2 separate regions of the Homo sapiens genome follow, and region 1 is linked to region 2. A link is an interaction called in ENCODE POLR2A ChIA-PET data of the cell type or tissue named here. Cell type or tissue: CD4-positive, alpha-beta T cell. All regions are shown on one strand. Each heading gives the region's core, and the rest is flanking DNA. Links, peaks and the distances in the headings are about the cores only. Region 1 overlaps LINC01077 (long intergenic non-protein coding RNA 1077). Region 2 holds the start of LOC124903173.

What was found. ChIA-PET counts read pairs that join two places held together with the same protein. Peaks named below come from ENCODE experiments on the same cell type or tissue, not always from the same donor. Only the 100,000 strongest peaks of a DNase experiment are listed, where the experiment ranks them.
Region 1: POLR2A ChIA-PET joins it to region 2 with 21 read pairs; 12 of 35 experiments call an interaction of 5 or more read pairs at or near these places.

What each region holds. Positions count from the first base shown.
Region 1 is chr13:48,558,552-48,567,945 of GRCh38, forward strand. It overlaps LINC01077 (long intergenic non-protein coding RNA 1077), which reads right to left. Exons shown (of 2, transcript NR_170270.1): 2 at 9,047-9,394. Among named protein-coding and RNA genes, the nearest start is that of LINC00462, 18 kb to the right of the region's middle. RefSeq lists an enhancer at 3,045-3,144. In CD4-positive, alpha-beta T cell, for the core only: no CTCF peak of the experiment used is centred there; DNase peaks (open chromatin) are centred at 3,070 and 3,940; H3K4me3 peaks cover 691 bases.
Region 2 is chr13:48,500,917-48,510,310 of GRCh38, forward strand. RCBTB2 (RCC1 and BTB domain containing protein 2) reads right to left here. Exons shown (of 15, transcript NM_001268.4): 11 at 1,808-1,998; 12 at 826-952. It overlaps LOC124903173, which reads right to left and starts at 5,890. Exons shown (of 1, transcript XM_047430824.1): 1 at 3,468-5,890. The coding sequence starts at 5,791. The coding sequence ends at 5,168. RefSeq lists a silencer at 1-6 and an enhancer at 4,591-4,860. In CD4-positive, alpha-beta T cell, for the core only: no CTCF peak of the experiment used is centred there; DNase peaks (open chromatin) are centred at 3,915, 4,245 and 4,915; H3K27ac peaks cover 2,229 bases.

The DNA of each region.
Region 1 (9,394 bases), core at 773-8,772, 58 kb after region 2:
ATCTAAAAAAATTAGCACTAGTTTTACATAAACTCTTCCAGAAAATAGAAACAGCAGAAATACTTCGCAACTCATTTTATGAGCCCAGTATTACCTTGACACTAAAATATGACAAAGACAGTATTAAAAAATAAAGAAGAAAGGAAAAGAAATCCACAAACCAATATCTCTCATGAATTTAAACATAAAAATCCTTAACAAAATATTAGCAAACTAAATCCAATAGTGTGTAAAAGAATTCTACGCCATGACCAATTTGGACTTATTCTAGGAATGTAAGATTGGTTCAACATTCAAAATTAAACATTGGTATATCGGCCTAAGGAAAAGATAATATGATAGTGTCAATTCACACAAAAATCATTTGACAATACATCCACAAAAGCAATTGAATGGAGGAAGTTAAATCTTTTCAACAAATGGTGCTGGAGCAATTGAACACCCATAGGCAAAAAACAAAACAATACAAATCAAAAACAAAAGAACTCAACCTAAATATCATACGTTATACAAACCAACCGAAAGATGAACTTAACTGTAAAACACAAAACTACAAAATATTAAAAACAAGGCCGGGCGCGGTGACTCACGCCTGTAAACCCAGCACTTTGGGAGGCCGAGGCGGGCGGATTACGAGGTCAGGAGATGGAGACCATTCTGGCCAACATGGTGAAACCCTGTCTCTACTAAAAATACAAAAAAATTAGGTGGGCATGGTGGCGCACGCCTGTAGTCCCAGCTCCTCTGAAGGCTGAGGCAGAAGAATTGCTTGAATCCAGGAGCCAGAGGTTGCAATGAGTCGAGATTGTGCTACTGCACTCCAGCCTGGTGACAGAGCAAGACTCTGTCTCAGAAAAAAAACAAAAACAAAAACAAACAAACCAACCAAAAACAAAACAGGAAGAAGACCTTCAAGATCTAGGGCTAGGCAAAAAGTTTTTAGACTATATCAGCTGGGTTTCCTCAAAGTTAAAAACTTTGCTCTGCAAAAGTCTATGGGAGGAGGATGAAAAGATCAACTACAGACTAGGAGAAAATAGTTACAAACAACATAGTCAACAAGGGACTGGTTTCCAGAAAATATAAAGAATTCTCAAAATGTAACTTTCAAAAAACCAATCCAATTAGAAAATGGACAAAGGCCATGAAAAGACATTTTACTGAAGAGGTCATACGGTTGTCAAGTAAGCATATGAAAAAATGTTCAACATCTCTTGCCATTAGGAAAATCCAGCTTAGGACCATGATGAGCTATCACTGCACACACATCAGAATGACTAACATAAAAAAACAGTGACCACACCAGGTGCTGTCAGGGATATGGAAAAACAGGATCACTCCTACATTGTTGGTGGGGATGCAAAATGATACAGTCATTTTGAAAACAGTTTGGTAATTTCTTATAAGGCTAAATATGTAATTACGATATGACCAGCAATTGTACTCTTGATCAAATGAAATAAAAAGCTGTATAAGAATGTTCATAGCATCTTTCTGTAAGAGTTGAAAACTGGAGTCAGCCCAGATGTCTTTCAAGACATGAATGATTAAACAAACTGTGATACACGCATTCCTTGGACTATTACTCAGGAATTAAAAGGAACAAACTATTGACGTAGGCCATAATTTGGGTGATTCTTCAGGGAATTACGGTGAATGAAAAAAGGCCAATCTTGGAAGGTTACATCCTTTATGATCCTATTTATGTAACAGTTTAAAGGTGATAGACTTTTAGAAATGGAGATTAGTGGTTGCCAGGGGTTAAGGATGGGGGAGGGGAGAGGTGGGTGTTGTTATAAACGGGCAGCAGGAGGACCCTCGTGGTGATGAAATATTCTGTATGTTAACTGTGGTGATGGATTCATGAACCTATATACATGATAAAATTGGATAGAACTAAATACACAAATATTTACATGTTAAACTGGGGAAATATGAATAAGATAGGTGGCTTGTATCACTCTCAATATCCTGATTGTTATATTATACTACAGTTTTGCAAAATGAGGGAAACTGGTAGAAAGTATTCTCTGGATTATTTCTTACAACTGCATGTGAATCTACAATTATCTCAATAAAAAATTTCTATAAAAATGCTCTATTAAATAATCTATACATCTTAATTTTTATCTAAAATTCTATTTTATACCCTTTACCTGATTTCTTACACAGGGTTACAAGGTAAACTTATTTTGCAGGTTATTTCTGAAAGAGGAAAGAAAATAGTAAGATGGATAAATGTGCTACTAACTAACAAGTAGTAAAACGACCCTTCTCGGTTCTGGTGTTTTTTCAGCTGAGTCAGTTATATTAAGAATCATCTTCTCTGCCGGACTCACTCCTATAATCACAACACTTTGGGAGGCCAAGGTGAGAGACTGCTTGAGCTCAGGAGTTCAAGGTCAGCCTATGCAACATAGCAAGACCTGCAACAACAACAAAAACTAGCCAGGTGGGGTGGGGCTTACTTGTAGTCCCAGCTACTCGGGAGGCTGAGATAGGAGGATCGCTTGAGCCCAGGAGGTAGAGGCTGCGGTGAGCCATGATTGTGCCACAGCAGACAGAGTGAGACCCGAACGAAAAAAAAAAATTATCTTCTATAATTAAAAGAGTATGGTTGTAAAGAAGACACTTCCCTCGAATGTGGTCAGGCAGCATTTTCTTGGTAATTAAATGGTTAGGATCTTTTTTTCTTAGAATTCATATTGTACATGGCATCATGTGACTGAAGGGACATTTCTCTTGAAGTCTATCTGTACTATCTTTCTACAGCTGCAAAATTGTTCTCTCCACTGCACTTGTAGTAATGATGATTACTATTATTAATACTAATAGCCCCAACAACATTATGCAGTATAATGGCTCCAGTGATTATACTGAGAAGTTTGATGGAATTATTTTCCTGAGCTCATTCTAAAATTTCTTCTTGCTCAATATTATCTTGTTATTTCTGTTCATTTGTCCCTTACAATCTCCTACCTATTATTTCCCTGTAATTAGAAGCTCATGGGGGTGAGGCTTTTTCATTTTGGTTTCCTCTTCACTGCCTGGAGCACTGTGGGCACGGTTTCACTTTTGATGTTGACATCTTCAAATGGAGACTAGTGGCTTCACAAGTTAGGACAGTCACTGCATCAACCAGGACTAATTTGATAATATTCCTCAAGCTCATTATAATATTGGCTCTTTCCCAAACACCTTGATTTTTTGAGAGATTAGTACTAAGAAACCAGACTTACTCATTCCATTAAGACTTTGAAAATCCAACCCAAAATGCTCAGTCATTTTTTGTGACTCTATTTGCAGTAATATTTAATTTTTAAAATATTTAAGGTCATGATAAATTTGTCATTTACCAAGTAAACATTGATAAATATTGATATTACTATTTTTAGGTTTATTGTTATGTAGCATCTGAATCAGTGAATTTACACACTCTTAATCAGGGGAATAAAGTACACAAAAAAATTCAGCAGCAATTGCACCATTTACTGCTCTGATGTTTTTGAAAAAGGAAGTAAGTGACTGAGATACACAAAACAACCCATGCAACTTGAAGCAAATGTATCTAAACTACAGTAAAGTGACAGGAAAAATAAACTAGATGTTGCTCCTGAAAGGACCATTTTCTCTACTGGACCTGTCAAAACAGTGAACCCAATGACAGTGTTTAGAAAATGTTCACTGAAATGGACTCACAGACCAAAAGTATACAGAAACCTGCTGTTGAAAGCTATTCTTTCAGGATGACGATGATAAATCAAAAAACAAGTCTACTGCAAATAGAAATTATGTGGACCAGTGTCTTCTTCACTGAATATCACCTTCATAGAAAATGTGATACACCCTGATTTGAGATGTTTAGTCGCTTATCTGCAGGAAGCAACACTCACCTCAGAGAAGGAAACCTCAAACCACTCGCATGAGAGTTAGCTCCCATAGAGGTAGTGAGAGCTGCCTCTGAACCACAGAAGTACTTACTCATGCAAAGTGTGGCTTCATATTTGAACCAGGGAGATTCAGGTGTGGGTTTCTGTTCTGCCATGGAGTAAACCTCTCTGCCCAAAATTGCAGACTCAAACTTGGTACAATTTCCTCAGACCAACTAAATAATACGCCTAAGCTTGGACAAAGTCTATGGGAACACCAAAAAATTTTTTAATGATTTCTTACCTGAAGGGAGAAGGAACCTAATTATAGTAGTGTCATACAGGGTAAAGGTGGACAAGGTTAATATAATACAGCAGATGTGGCTTGAAACTGGGCAGTGGAGGCTGCAGAACAAGGGCTCCTGACCATTGCAGCTGTCTAGATTAACTTAGATGTTAGGCAATGCCATTTCCCATCTCTGTCTAGAATGATAGGCCTCTTCAACCACAATGGTCTCTTTGCCTTGAATTCTTCCTATCAGATTTCTTTTTCAATGATATCTCTACTCAAGATTGCTGAAACCAAAAGCAACTGGCAGAAAACATTTTATTTCCAGCAATACTTGACTATCTCCTCTATTGGTCAAAATGGTTTCAAATGCAATCAGTTCTTCATTTAAATCAGGCCGGGCACGGTGGCTTACACCTGTAATCCCAGCACTTTGGGAGGCCGAGGCGGGTGGATCACCTGAGGTCAGGAGTTCAAGACCAGCCTGGCTAACATGGCAAAACCCTGTCTCTACTAAAATACAAAAATTAGCCGGGTGTGGTGGTGCATGCCTGTAGTCCCAGCTACTCGGGAGTCTGAGGCAAGAGAATCACTTGAATCTGGGAGGTGGAGATTGCAGTGAGCCTAGACTGCGCCACTGCACTCCAGCCTGGGCAACAGAGCAAGACTCTGTCTCAAAAAAAAAAAAAAAAAAAAATCACAAAATGATGAACTTGATTTTCTTTCTTCTTCACTGAACTTAAATGTACCCAATATCTAAATGTTCCTAGAAATCTGTATTGAAGCCATAAATAATATACTTTTCTCTATGCCCAGATCTCTGTACTACAAACCTCTTTCTAAGAGATACATATAATGTCTAGCACTACTGGTGCTACTGGTGTAAAAATCTTCCTTTATTTGCCATGGTCCCTTATTATCATCATGGCCCCTTACTGTTATCATGTCTAGCTATAAAAAGTCTCAATTTAATTAGCAAATAGATTTCTTTATTGTCCAAATGTCCAAAAATAATATAAATCCATGGTCTAATGGAAAAACATGGGAAAATTTCTGTCTTTTCTTTTGTTTTTTTTGGTCAACAGCTGTCTGCTGACCTTAGATAAATCACCAGATCACCCTGACTCCCAGCTTCCTCATCTGTAATATAAAAGGACTGGTCTAGGTAAACCCCAAAGTCTCTCCCTGCTCTAAAAATTCCCAGTTCTACAGAGGACCAAGAGAAAGTAATTTCTTCCCTAATTATTCTATAAAGTTTCCAATTATCAATCCCATTCTTCTGGTTGCTTTGTATTCAAGGCTGGATTGCTATAATTATTTAAGGGTAATTATCATATTTAAATATAAGTGTTTAAACTATAAGGGACCATGGCCGTAGGAACCTTAGCATTAATTAGGCCATGTGAGACTTCCTTAAATTAAAAAATAAAAAAACTTTTCTGTTTCATCAACTATCAAGTCATCTGAGCTTGCTCTGGCCTTGATAAGCTTTTAATAAGCTGTGTGACTCACCCGGAAGACAGAGCAATAGATTCTGCTAGTGTTTTAGACGGTTTGTTGGTAAAAGTGCCCAAGGGAAGATAGGATATACAGTTGCCCATCAGCATCTTGGAGAGAGATTGAAAATGAAATTGCTACTTCAAAGGCAGAAAAACACAATGTCCTCAAGTTTCTTATGTAGAAATAATGATAAATAAATGCTATCTTATCTCTGGAGAAATTGGCAATAATGTCCCAGCTAAGGAAAAGTGATGATAATAAGGGGCCATGGCAAATAAAGAAGGATGTTTACACCAGTTTAAAAAGATCATCTTTCCCTGTTTCCTTTCCTCTTTTGACTGCTGACCTGCTGTATTATAACAGTGATAAGAGACACTTTGAGAGGTTTTACAAATACTGACTCTGCAACTTGGAGTTATCAGTAACTTTGTCCTGTGTCCTTTCTTTAGGCAAGAGAAAATAAAAACAAATGCGCACTGCAGTTTATCTTAGAATTGAGTATTGTGAGGGGAAAAAGGGGCCTAAAAAAGTCACAGATATATTTGACTAGAGGAAGTAGGAATACAGTTTAAGACCAAGACTATGATAGCTCAAACTGTTATGACCACTCAATATTTTCTGCTTTTTAAAATGTAGTTGATACCTGCCTTATGATAATGTAGGTAATTGCTAAGCATGAAATGGTAAGACGATTGTACAGATTTCAGGTGATTGTAACCCAAGATGGTTAGCCAATTTGAACAATATTATTTGTGTATATCAGTGTATCTATTCATGGATGAGTTTGTCTCTCAGGAGACATTTGGCAATTCCTGGAGACATTTTTGGTTGTCACAACTTTGGAAGGTCTGCTGGCATTCAGTGAGTAGAGGTCAGAGGTGCTGCTAATCATCTTTCAATGCACAGGAAAGCCCCCAACGACAGTCACCCAGTCCGACATGTCAATAGTGCTGAAGCTGAGAAACCCTGATGAGCATTATAAGGATAAAATCAATAAACATTTGGTGTGGACAGATGATTTCTGTGGTATGCCTTTTTAGGGGAGGAACAGCTCTGTTCCTAGAGAGTTGGAAGGTTGACCAGATAAATAAGGCCTCCCATACGCCAAGCCTGGGGTCAGGAAACTCCCTGACTGAGATGGAGCTGCTAGGCCATGATTTAAGGTACCCAATCCAATGTGCATGGCCAGAGGCCACCAAACTGCACCTGAGTCGGGTAATTCTTGGATTATTTCACCGATCTTAGGTAGAGTGTAAGAAACTCCTGTAGTCACTAATTCAACCAGAAGGAAGAATTCAGGCTTTTTCTCATATCTGCACACAGAAAAAAGTGGCTCTCCTCAAGTTAGCCAAGGTACAGACCAGAAAACAAGTAGTAGTTGCAATGATGAAACAGTCTGCACACAAGCAACTCGATCAGCCAGAGCAGGGAGTGGGAAACATAGGTATGTGTGAGTGTGTTAGCATGAGTGTGAGTGTGCATGTGCGTGTGCCCCAGATGAGGCATGCTGGTGAGGTCAGTCTTCTGAGGACCACAGATTTAGCCCAGGGACAACATGAGGCATCAGCCTTTAATTTCTGTAGGCTTCAGGTAACATTCCATCTATTAGGCTATATTTCACAGGTATGCTTGCAACTGGGAACGTGAGAAATGTATTCTTGAAATTTCATGTGGCTCATCTGACTTTGCCACATCAAATCAAAATGTCCTTCATCTCAGAGGTACTGCAGGTGGATTCTCCAGATTTCGGAGGAGGTACTAGAGAGTGATAATCTCATCAAAGATATTCCTGCCTTTTGTGTCCTAGGGTCTGTGACACACAGGCCCTTAGTTATTATGAGGCCTGTAAGTCTTCTGTGGGGAGTGCGTTAGGGGATGATGGAGAGAAACTTTATATGTTTAATTCAATTGTACTCGTTATTAAAGCTTATTCAATATATTTACAATACAATATAAAACTTTAGGTGATGTCTGAATCAAACATCTATTAAACAAATTGCAATATGTTTGGAACTTCATTCTAATTTTCCCATTAATTACCTAAATTCATTTATAAACTTCATACACCACCACTTATAGTTTTTAGTTCTGTAATATACACGTACATATATGAGTACAGTGTATATTCTTTGCTTTTAGGAAATCCAGTATAGGAAAATCTAAAGTTGGAAAACAGATAACCCTCAAGGTGATTATTTATATGATCAAATAATTGGTTACTTTCCAAAAGTCCCTTTCAATGAAAAAAAAAAAAAACAATAAAAAACTAAATCAAATCCATAAATATAAACTAAGTACCTAATCTTATGAGCAAGAAAGAGGAGAATGAATATACAAAGAAGACCAAGATTAATTTGGGGTATTTAAGACTTTATAGGCTGGGCACGGTGGCTCAGCCTGTAATCCCAGCACTTTGGGAGGCCAAGGTGGGCGGATCACCTGAGGTTGGGAGATCGAGACCATCCTGGCTAACATGGCAAAACCCCATCTCTACTAAAAATGCAAAAAATTAGCCAGGTGTGGTGGCGGCACATGCCTGTAATCCCAACTACTCAGGAGGCCGAGGCAGGAGAATCGCTTGAACCCGGCAGGCAGAGGTTGCCGTGAGCCGAGATCACGCCATTGCACTCCAACCTTGGCAACAAGAGCAAAACTCTTAAAAAAAAAAAAAAAAGAAAAGAAAACTTTGTATGGTTTAAGTGGCTTCAAAAGCATCATTTACATAACATTAACCACATGACTGGTGGGTAGAGTTGTTTCTGTCCATTAGATTCCTTCCTCAGGGAGCCACTTATCCCTGTTTGGGCCTGCAAGATCTTATGTCTTTTTTTTACGTAAACCTATAGGTCTTTGAATGTTTTTCTACTTTCTGGTACAGAACAGGCTTACCTTGTACTTTCTCTCTCCTAGCCCTGAACCTATTCAGTTTCTCCAAGATGCCCAGTGCAATGATATTTAGAAACCAAAATCTGGGTATCAGATGTGTCCATTGCTACTGAGATATTACTGCTTCTTGGCCCCTTTAGTAGAGATAGTTAGAATACATATTTATTTAAATTGTGACTGAATCTTACTGAATCCCCTGTTCCCAATTCAAAACCAAAGAGTTTTTCCTTTAATGGAAAGGCGTTCTACATTCTTTAACTCAAATCAGTGATCCCTAGTCAGGAGTGGTTCTTGACTCATGTTCAAGTTTGTAATCATTTATTTCTTATTTTGCTCCTAAAGTGACCCAGTAAGGGAAAGCTGATGTGAAGCCTGATTAGCTTTTACCGTGATCCCTTTTCCTAAGGAGCTTTCAACAGTTTCCATTCATTTTGCCTGACTCAGAAGGTACAATCTCTTATTTCTTTTAGTACCTTAAAAAACAAACAAACAAAAACACCACTTTCCAAAATCCTGTGTATTTCACATATGTCTAAGGTTTTGAGGACAACCCAACCTATACAGCTTTCTCCAAGGATTGTAGAGGAGAGGGAACAGAGCAGAGAGGGGATGACTGCCTCGTGATCTTGTACAGTCCACTGCTTACTGTTTGAAGTCTTGAGACTAGGAGACTCATATTTCTGCTACCAGATAATTAAGATACAGCATCTTAATTATCCTTCTATCATCATGCAGATCAATGGTGTGCCATGTAAAATTTTTCTGAACTTAGCATTTTCACTGCTTCCAAAGGGCTGCACTATTTCATAAAAAGAAAACTGTGTTTCATAACAAAACGTTGCATAATTAA
Region 2 (9,394 bases), core at 418-8,417:
ACTAAAATGCTGTGTTGAGTGTGTGACTCACTGCAGTAGGATTTAAATATCTGTTACACAACAACATAATGAATTTCAAAATCATCATGTAAAAGAAAGAAGCCAAGCACAAATGAATGCATCCTGTATCATCCCATCTAAATACACTCTAGAAAATGCTAACTCAGCTACAGTGACAGAAGGAGCTGCGGTCACCCAGGGCTAGGACATGAGGGGTCTTTGAAGGGTGATGGGAATGTTCTCTGTCTGGATGTGGGGCAGTGGTTTCACAGGCGTAGACATGTGTCAGCACTCATCAAACTGCACATTTGAAATGCACACAGCTCATTGCTCAAAAACATTCACAAATGTGATTTTTTAAAATCTCTGTGCTAGCCTCACTATAGACCTTTTTGGTCTGGAAAGGCCTTGATCTTCTCTTTCTTAAACCATCTAAAAGTACGCCACAAGTGATTATAAGAAGGTGATTATTAAGAGCTGAGCTTGATTCCCAGGCAGAAACGGTAACTGATGGACGTCCAAGTATCAATACAGTGTTCAGAGCACAGGACACACTTGGAGCGTGCGCTGGCTGCTCCCTGCTGCCAAGGTGACCACGCCACTTTTCAAGCCTAAGGAACGCCTATGGTACTGGTTCCCGGAACCACACAACCTGTGTTATTTCTTGTTTCATGTATATTTCTCCCCGCTCCACTGTATGCTTGTAAGAGCAAAAACAGCCTTACAATTTTTCTTGATTACTGAGGTGCCTAATATAGTTGGACACTTAGAATATAATTGTTGAACGAATTACTTTTCTCAATTCTCAAATAAATGATTCCTTACCGAATCTTGAGAAGGACTTTATGTGCATAAATGTACTTTCCATCAACTAGAAACTTCAGGTCTGCAGTGTCCGGGTTGTCAAATTCCCTCTTCAGTGACTCAGCCACTGTGAGGTGGTCATCAGGTTCTAGGAGAATAATGCAAATGCTTCCAGAGTTAGCTACAGACATAATGAACACACAGGACAGGATATGGCACTACTCTACTGGTACTCATGAAAGTACCAATTCCTCAAAATAACTGAGCAACTGAGCAATGGATTTTTTCCCCTGAAGACAGATTTGCATCTCTGTAATCATTAAGAATAAGAATCTCACAAATATCTGCTTATAAATCTGGCAAAATAACAAGAAAAAGTCCCAAGCCACATCACTAATTTTGCATGAAATTTTAAACATTTGAGTAAATACGCTAGTTAAAAGTAAAAAACAGTTTCTCAGTAAAATTAAAAAGCACTCAAATAAGGATAGGGCACAATGGCTCACACCTGTGATCCCAACACTTTGGCAGGGGCAGAGACAGAAAGATGGTCTGAGGCCCACGGTTTAAGACCAGCCTGGGCAACACAGAGAGACCCCACCTCCAAAGAAAGTTTCTTTAAATTAGCCAGGCATGGTAATGGGTATGTATAGTCCCAGCTACTCAATAGGCTAAGGCAAAAGGATCGCTTGAACCCAGGGGCTGAAGGGTACAGCGAGTTATGATTGCACCACCGCACTCCAGCCTGGGCAACAGAGCAAGACCTCATCTTTCTCTCTTAAAGAAAAAAAAAAAAGTAGTCAAATAAAATTACTTTTAGTTTAGTACTGGTGTTGATTTCTGATGCTCTGAAGAAAATAAAATTAGTTCCCTTTTGTAGAAGCCCATCAGAGAGAAATAAATTATGATAGTGCACCTAACAAAATCCTCATTATCAAAGTAAAGCCCTGAGCTCTTTCCCAGATTTTCAGGCCATCCCCCAAATGGACAGTGACCAGCTTACCCACGGAGAGGAGGCGCCACGTGACGGCGGGCGTGGCAAAGCAGGCAAACACGTCGTCAGTGCAGGAGAAGTGGGTGAGGTGCGGGAGGATCACGGACTGACCCCGGCACTGGCCCCACATGTACACGTGCCCACCCTGCGTCTTGGCCGCAGACGTGTGTGTGGAGTGACAGGCTGCAATCTCGATAATCCTAAATTCACAAACACACACCACATAAGCACAGTGACCGGGGCAGAAACAAGTTGGGTCCTCCTCCCGCCAGGTTTAACTGATGTGGGACATCATAAAATTACAAAAAGGGTCAGGAAAAGGAAAAAACAAAACAAAACAAACCACCACATGACTCATACACCTCATCTCCTAAATTATCAGGCACCAAACCGTTATTTACATTTAAGCCACACTTCAATGGCACTTATAACTCATGAAGATCTGTTTGTACCACTTCTAGCCAGTAGGCCTATAAAAATATGCACCATCCTGTTTTGAAATTCAAGTATAACCCAAGAGAGTAGTGGTCCCCCCTACCAAAAAAGGGTGGTTTAAAATTTTTCCCCCTAAAACATCACTTACTGAAGAAAATAATAAAGATTTGGGTCATCTGGACTGAGGGCCAATAAATAAATATTTTAATGAAGACTTCACCAATTTTTAGAATGCTATGGGTCATTCCAACTCCTATTGCACAGAGTAAATTCAGTAGTTCTACCACACTGGGCTGTATGACCTGGAGCCCAGGAGAGCAGTTTCCTAGGATCACTATGTGATATGCCCTACTGCTCTAAGTTCACGATTGATGAGGAGGTAATTCTCAGAACAATTTTTTTTTTTTAAGACAGAGGAGTCTTGCCTTGTCACCCAGGCTAGAGTGCAGTGGCACAATCTTGGATCTTGGCTCACTGCAACCTCTGCTTCCCAGGCTCAAGCGATCCTCCTACCTCAGCCTCTGTAGTAGCTGGGACTACAGGTGCAAGCCACCACACCTGACTAACTTTTGTATTTTTTGTAGAGACAAGGTTTTGCCATGTTGCCCAGGTTGGTCTTGAACTCCAGAGCTCAAATGATCCGCCCACCTTGGCCTCCCAGAGTGCTGGGATTACAGGTGTGAGACACTGCACCCGGCCTCAGAACACTTCTTAATGGAAAACATTGTCTTGTTGATCTGGAAGTAATTTCTTTTCCATCAGAATAAGCCACCATACAGATTGAAGGAAAATGGTAAACTCTTTTAACCCAGGGGAAGTCCCCATCTTGATTTTGCTACAGCAGACAATGGTACCAGCATCCTCAGAGACTTAGGCTCAGAACTTCAGGGTCATCTTTGACTTCTCCCTCCTCATTTACCACTTTCTTTAGAATATCCAGTTAAATAACAAAGATGCTTTCTTTGTAATGTCTCCCCTCAGCCACCACTGGGGGGTCAGGTACACCCCACATCTGGCCCCTGTAACAGCCTCCCAGGTCTCCCTTGCCTTAGACTCTCTCTTCTGCCCCAACTCACACAGTGCTGGCAGGTTAATCATCCTCTTGGAACACCGTTCTCATCAGAACTTTCACACGGGCAGTGGCTTCTCTCAGATAAAATCCTGACACAAGACATAACTCCATCCATGATTTGGCGTCACCTCTGTACAGACATCTCACAAGTCAATTTTGTCCACACACCCTGTTTCAACAAACAGGCTTTCTCATTGACCTTCAATGACTTCATACATGGTTGTTCAGGAATGTTCTTTCTCTCTGCCTTACAAACCCTACCCATCTTGTAAGGCCCAGTTCAAACTGCCCCAAGTTTGAGGTCTCCCGCTCACCTGAGCTCCTGCAGCACTTCCTGTCCACACCATTCCAGCCTGGCCCTGTTACTTTATGCATCCGTTTCACCTGTTCAGCGAGATGACCAGTTTCTGGCAGGCCTAATCACTGGCTTAATTCTCTCTAAGCACATAACGTGGTGTCTTACTGAATATAATCTATGGGTCACTTTACTGACTGAGGAAGACTCAACAACACAGAGCAAAGGTTGTGTAAGACCCCACTGACACGGGCTAGCACCTGAAGGGTGAGGATGATCCTCCACTGCCTCCTTTAGGCAGTTGCTCTCAAACCAGGAGGGAGGTGTTATCACAGAACCTGGAGCTTGTACCGGCTCGCCTCAGAGGCTGAGACATGCTGTTCTCATGTGCGGTAATCTCACTGACTTATTATGAGGATCGTTCTTAGCCCTTGAAAACCACCCAAAAATACTAGAGGAAAAAAAGGCTACGATGGCCCACAGTGGAGAGCTCAGGATTTGGAGTCAAACCTAGGTTTGTTTTTTATTTCTTTCTTTTTTTTTTTTTTTCTTGCAGCTCCAGCTCAAAGGAAAACAAAAACTGGGTTTGAATCCTCGCTCTACCACTAGGCTGCGTGACTAGCACTAGGCTGCGTGACTAGGGGAATGTCACTTAGCACCTAGGAGCCTTGGTTTCATCACATTGCAAGGGTGGTGTGAGAATCAAGTGATAAAATGTTAAGTGCCAACCAGGCACAATGTCTGGGTGCAAATGGTTGCATGACAATAGAGGTTTCTTTACATTATGATGACTACTCAGCCTTTTAAGTGACAAAGCATCTTTTAGGTGGAGACCATGTATTTCTAGTGATCAATTCAAATTAGTACGACTTTCCCTAGAAGAGTCCTTTCCTGATATTTGCAGGGTTAGGCCAGTCCCCTGGCCTAATCCAGTGCTGTGCAAAAGAACCGTGCCAGACGGGGAAAATGGTTAACAATATTTGGCTTCTCAATCAGCATCATTCTTTTCAACAAATAAAGAAAATGGGAGAAGGAAATAGAATAAACTTATTCAAAGAGAAGTACGTCCACTGTTAGTATCGATTTTACTGGCAAGCCTCCTAAGTTACAAGCAAATGTGAGGATAGCGACATGGTCTGTCTTCGTGGCCTGGTGCTGTGGGCAGGACACGCGGATCAGAGTCAGAGTGTAGTTCTAGGGCCACGTTATTTAAATTCTTATAATCAGCTTTACCATCTTTTCAAAGAAAAAAAAAGATGAGGGGGAACAGGATACAGGCAGCAATCCTCTCACGGTTTGTGGTTTTGTGTACGTGAAATAAGTTCCTTGGCAGAGCTGAGAACCGAAAAAGGCTTCCTTCCGTGACTAAAAGTGTTTACCAGCTGCTGCAGAACTGTGGGCCCGTGATTTAGCTGAGGAACTCATGATTTAGCTGGAGAGAGAAGTCCAGATCTGTGACTTTGCAAATAATTCCCAAATGACATCAGTGTGGCCCTGACTACAAGTCTCCAGTGAGTAAGGAAAAATACCTGGGGGCTCCTCAGGGAATATTTCAAGTAAAAGGGAACTAACTGGGCCATGTATGCTTTGGACTGGCCAGAGCCGTGGAATAAGAGTCTGTGAGGTGGAGAGCAATGCAGGACCAACATGCAGGCAGAGCTGGAGACGGCAGGATGGCAGAGAGCAGCATCGTACAAGACCTGACAGGGACGGAGGCCAACGCCGGGATCGGAGGGCAATGAGGCTTGCCAGGAACAGTGGCGTCGGCTTCAATCCAGAGCCGAAGAGTTCTGATTTGATCTGATGTGATAGGCAAATGGGAAACTGCTTTGTAAACAGGGCCATGATGTGAGGAAATGGTATTCTCAGAAAGACTGACCTGGCCACAGTGGTGTGCAAGACAGGCTGCAAGGGAGAGAAAGAATAGTCTGGAAGGCTGGCTGGGGAGGCCAACCCAAGCTAGGTTGCCAAGGAGTAATGAGGGTGGCCTGGATGTTAATGCAGAGGGAGGGAGAGGAGCGGAAGGTGGCCCAGGGGATGAGTCTAAGAAAACCCCCGGCTGGCAGTGCTGAGGGAGGCAGAAGCCGCGCTGGTCAGGTGGCAGGTGTGGGGGCCAATGTACACATAGCTGAGCAATTAATAAAAGGAAAAAGGGCCTTCTGTGTTTGAACCACCTCAATTGTAAAGCCATCTGGCATTCTCTGGGAGCAGGGGAGGTTAGGGCAGCCCAATGAACAATGTGAAGATAAGCATTTATGAACTGCTCTTCCTTTCTTCAGATTTTAGCACTTTGCAGTGACCTACTAGGCAAAGACTTCTACATTTTTTGGAATCATTTCTGTGTCCTTTGGGGTAATGTTCTATGAAAAATGTCAGTGACTGGAGCACAACAGCATCCTTCACTGATCTGCCCAACATCAGAAAAGCCAAATAATGCGGTTCTTATGTTCCCTTCTGAGATGTTTGTTCTTTGTTATTAGCATCCATGAAAGAGGGTAGCCTCTGCCCCTAGAGCAGCTGGTGACCTGAAGTGGGACACTACTCTCTAGAGAAGGGCTGGGACAGACAGAGCCAAAGGGTGGGTCAGGGAAGGCCATGTGATGCTGCCCGTCCCGGGGCATGGCCTTGTGACATATACCTGGCACACCCGGCTCCACATGGGAAGTCAGGGGTGGGGCGCGGATTTGGTTGGCTGCAGTAGCTGCTACAGGAATGAGAATGCAGAAAGTTTAGAGGGTACTTTCAGGTCTAGGCTTGTGACCCAAGCAACCGCTAAGGAATCCTGCCATTGCCTAAGGTCATCGTTGGTTTTTAAACTGGACTCACACCAAGCAGCAAACACCGACGTTCCAATTTTCCAGCCAGACATGCGACAGACAATGACTATCAACTGAGCTAACCTTTACTGTCAGGATGTCTGGCGTATTTCACACTTTTATTTTGTAGCCAATCTTAATGGGAAAAAAAATCACTACATGTTGATAATAAACAGGTTTTGTGTCACCTTGAGGGAATGATCAACAACAACTGCTGAGCTTATTGGCTATGAAGTACTAGAAATGAAAAAGCAGAGAGTGAGAAAGAATAGAAACTGGAAAACCTTGAGGGGGGTGAAAGGTCATCTGTGAGGGAGAAGAATATTGGAGAAGAAACAGCAAAGATGACAGATCCACAGCAGGGATTCCCAATCCTGGTTTTGTAAGAGCCCAAGTATTATACCAACTACCTCAGAAGTCAAAGAATTCTCAGAAATTCAAGGAAAAGTTAGCTTCACATCAGTTTAGTTTAAAATATGCCGTTAGGGAACGTTAAGAACAAAGATACAAATGTTGGTCAATCTGTCCCCAAGGTACTGAAACTTCAGAAAGATTGGATGACTGGATTAGGAGAAGACAATCATTTTAATCATTAAACTTATTTTTATGTAAACATAAATTGCTGACAAATATCAGTATTCTCCATCATAAATAAAATCTTTTTCTGGGAAAGATTTTAAAAGGTTTCCCTTGGATGGTTGCTCCAGCAAAGAAAACAATGTAGACAGATTTCTCCTTCCCACTTCTGTGAACAGGTAACTAAGAACTGAAACCCACCCCACCCCACATTCAATCCAGTTCCTAATTAGTCAGGCTTTCCTGCAATGGGCCGCAGAAGAGTCAGAAGTAAGGCTCCGGGGTTCCCCAGGGATAAGTTATGACATATACTTGACTTTCCCATCCCTGGAAAGGGTGGAGAAGTGCAGAACAAGTCCCAGCACAGACCTATAAACCCCTCCCTCGGAATACGCCCGTGATTGAGTGCCTGGTTGAAACTGTGCAAGTTCAGAAACCACCACTTGAAATTCAAGTACGGAAAACAGAAAATCAGGAACATCTCATTTAAAACATTCATCCATGTTTTTTTTTTTTTTGAGACAGAGTCTCACTCTACTGCCCAGGCTAGAGTGCAGTGTCGCGATCTCACTGCAACCTCCACTTCCTGGGGTCAAGGGATTCTCGTGCCTCAGCCTCCCAAGTAACTGGGATTACAGGCATGTGCCACTGTGCCCAGCTAATTTTTATATTTTTAGTAGAGACAGGGTTTCACCATGTTGGCCAGGCTGGTCTCAAACTCCTGACCTCAGGTGATCCGCCCGCCTTGGCCTCCCAAAGTGCTGGGATTACAGGCGTGAGTGCCTGGCCCATCCATGATTTTTATAACCAAATTATAATTCAAAAATAACTGCAGTTTAAGAAGACAGAAATGCAATAGATAACTCCCAATGTCCAGTTAAGCAACTTGGCACTCACACAGCTTCCATTCCCATTACCTGCTTCTCTGCTACTTTTTCTTTCTCCCACCTTGACGCCCCACAATCCATCTGCCCCAGTGAGAACCTGAATCAGAAGCCTTGGGTGATCATTCTGGATCAGGGACCAGCAGTGCAATGCAGCAAGTCACTGGTGGGCAATGACGGCAGATTCTGTGAGACCAGGGATGGATGTGCTAAAGTTCTGGGTAAGTGTAGGAGCACCATAAAAAGTAATGGGCCAGGCCAGGCGCAGTGGCTCATACCTGTAATCCCAGCACTTTGGGAGACCGAGATAAGAGGATCACTTGAGCCCAGGAGCTACCAGCCTGGGCAATGTGGCAAAACCCTGGCCCTGCAAAAAACACAAAAATTAGCTAGGTATGGTGGCATGCTCCTGTAGTCCCAGCTACTCCAGAGGCTAAGGTGGGAGGATCGCCTGAGCTTGGGAAGTCAAGACTACAGTGAGCCGTGATTGCACCACTGCACCCCAACCTGGAAGACAGGGAGACTGTGTCTCAAAAAATAAAAATAAAAAAATAACAGGCCATACAAATCCATCGTTTTTATTTCCATGCCATCTTTATTTGATCCTTTAACTCTGTTTTTCAGTTTAAATGTTAAGTGTCCCTACCAACTGAGGCACTTTTGTGGTTATTCAAAGCCTCAGGACTGTCCCTTCTCTTCTGAGGAGCTCTAAGCTACAAGATGTGTGAATGAACAGCTGCAGGCATCTACCTGCACCACCTCCTGCCTCCATTATTGTCCCTCCTCCCAATTCTGAAGGGGCCAGGGGTCTTAAATTTTAAGGTTTTTGGAGAAAAAAGTTTTATTTAACCTATAAAATTAACCTATGTTAAATTGGTTAAATAAAACTTTTAAAACATAGGTTAAAGAAAGTCAGCCAAGTTCACAATACCCAAATGAAAACTGAGGCAGTTGAAAAATGACAATTTGGTTCTTCATTTTCATTGTTAAGTATTCCAGCAGAAAATTAGAAAAGAACTGCATATAAATGTGAGCTAATCTGTTTGTCTACATATTTCTTTTAAAATTAAATATAATAAAGATATATGCAGTAAAAACAGCAGCATTCATTTCTACAATGACTGCAACCCTGGTTTAAAAGAAAAGATAGTGAAACGTTTTTGCTCTACACTACTATCAGGAAATGAAAAGTGGAAAGGCAGTGATCTGACCATGCTTGAGAAATTCCAAAGGCTTTCAAAAATATCAGAATAACGTGGAAACTAATTCTGGATGTGCTAATTACATAACACAACCTTGCAAACAAGTGCACAAAAGTAAATCTTAATTTCCTAACCATTTTACTCTTCCTCGTAGTGACAGCTTGGGAGTTAAAGTAATGAAATAACCCTATCCTTCTCAACTGGCAAATTTCCATGTAGCTGAGTGACCAGCTTTATACCCCATGCAAGGTACCTTTTCCTAAGCCAGGGAAGAGCGACCTTGAATGTTATTGACACCCCCTTAAGAATGTAAAAC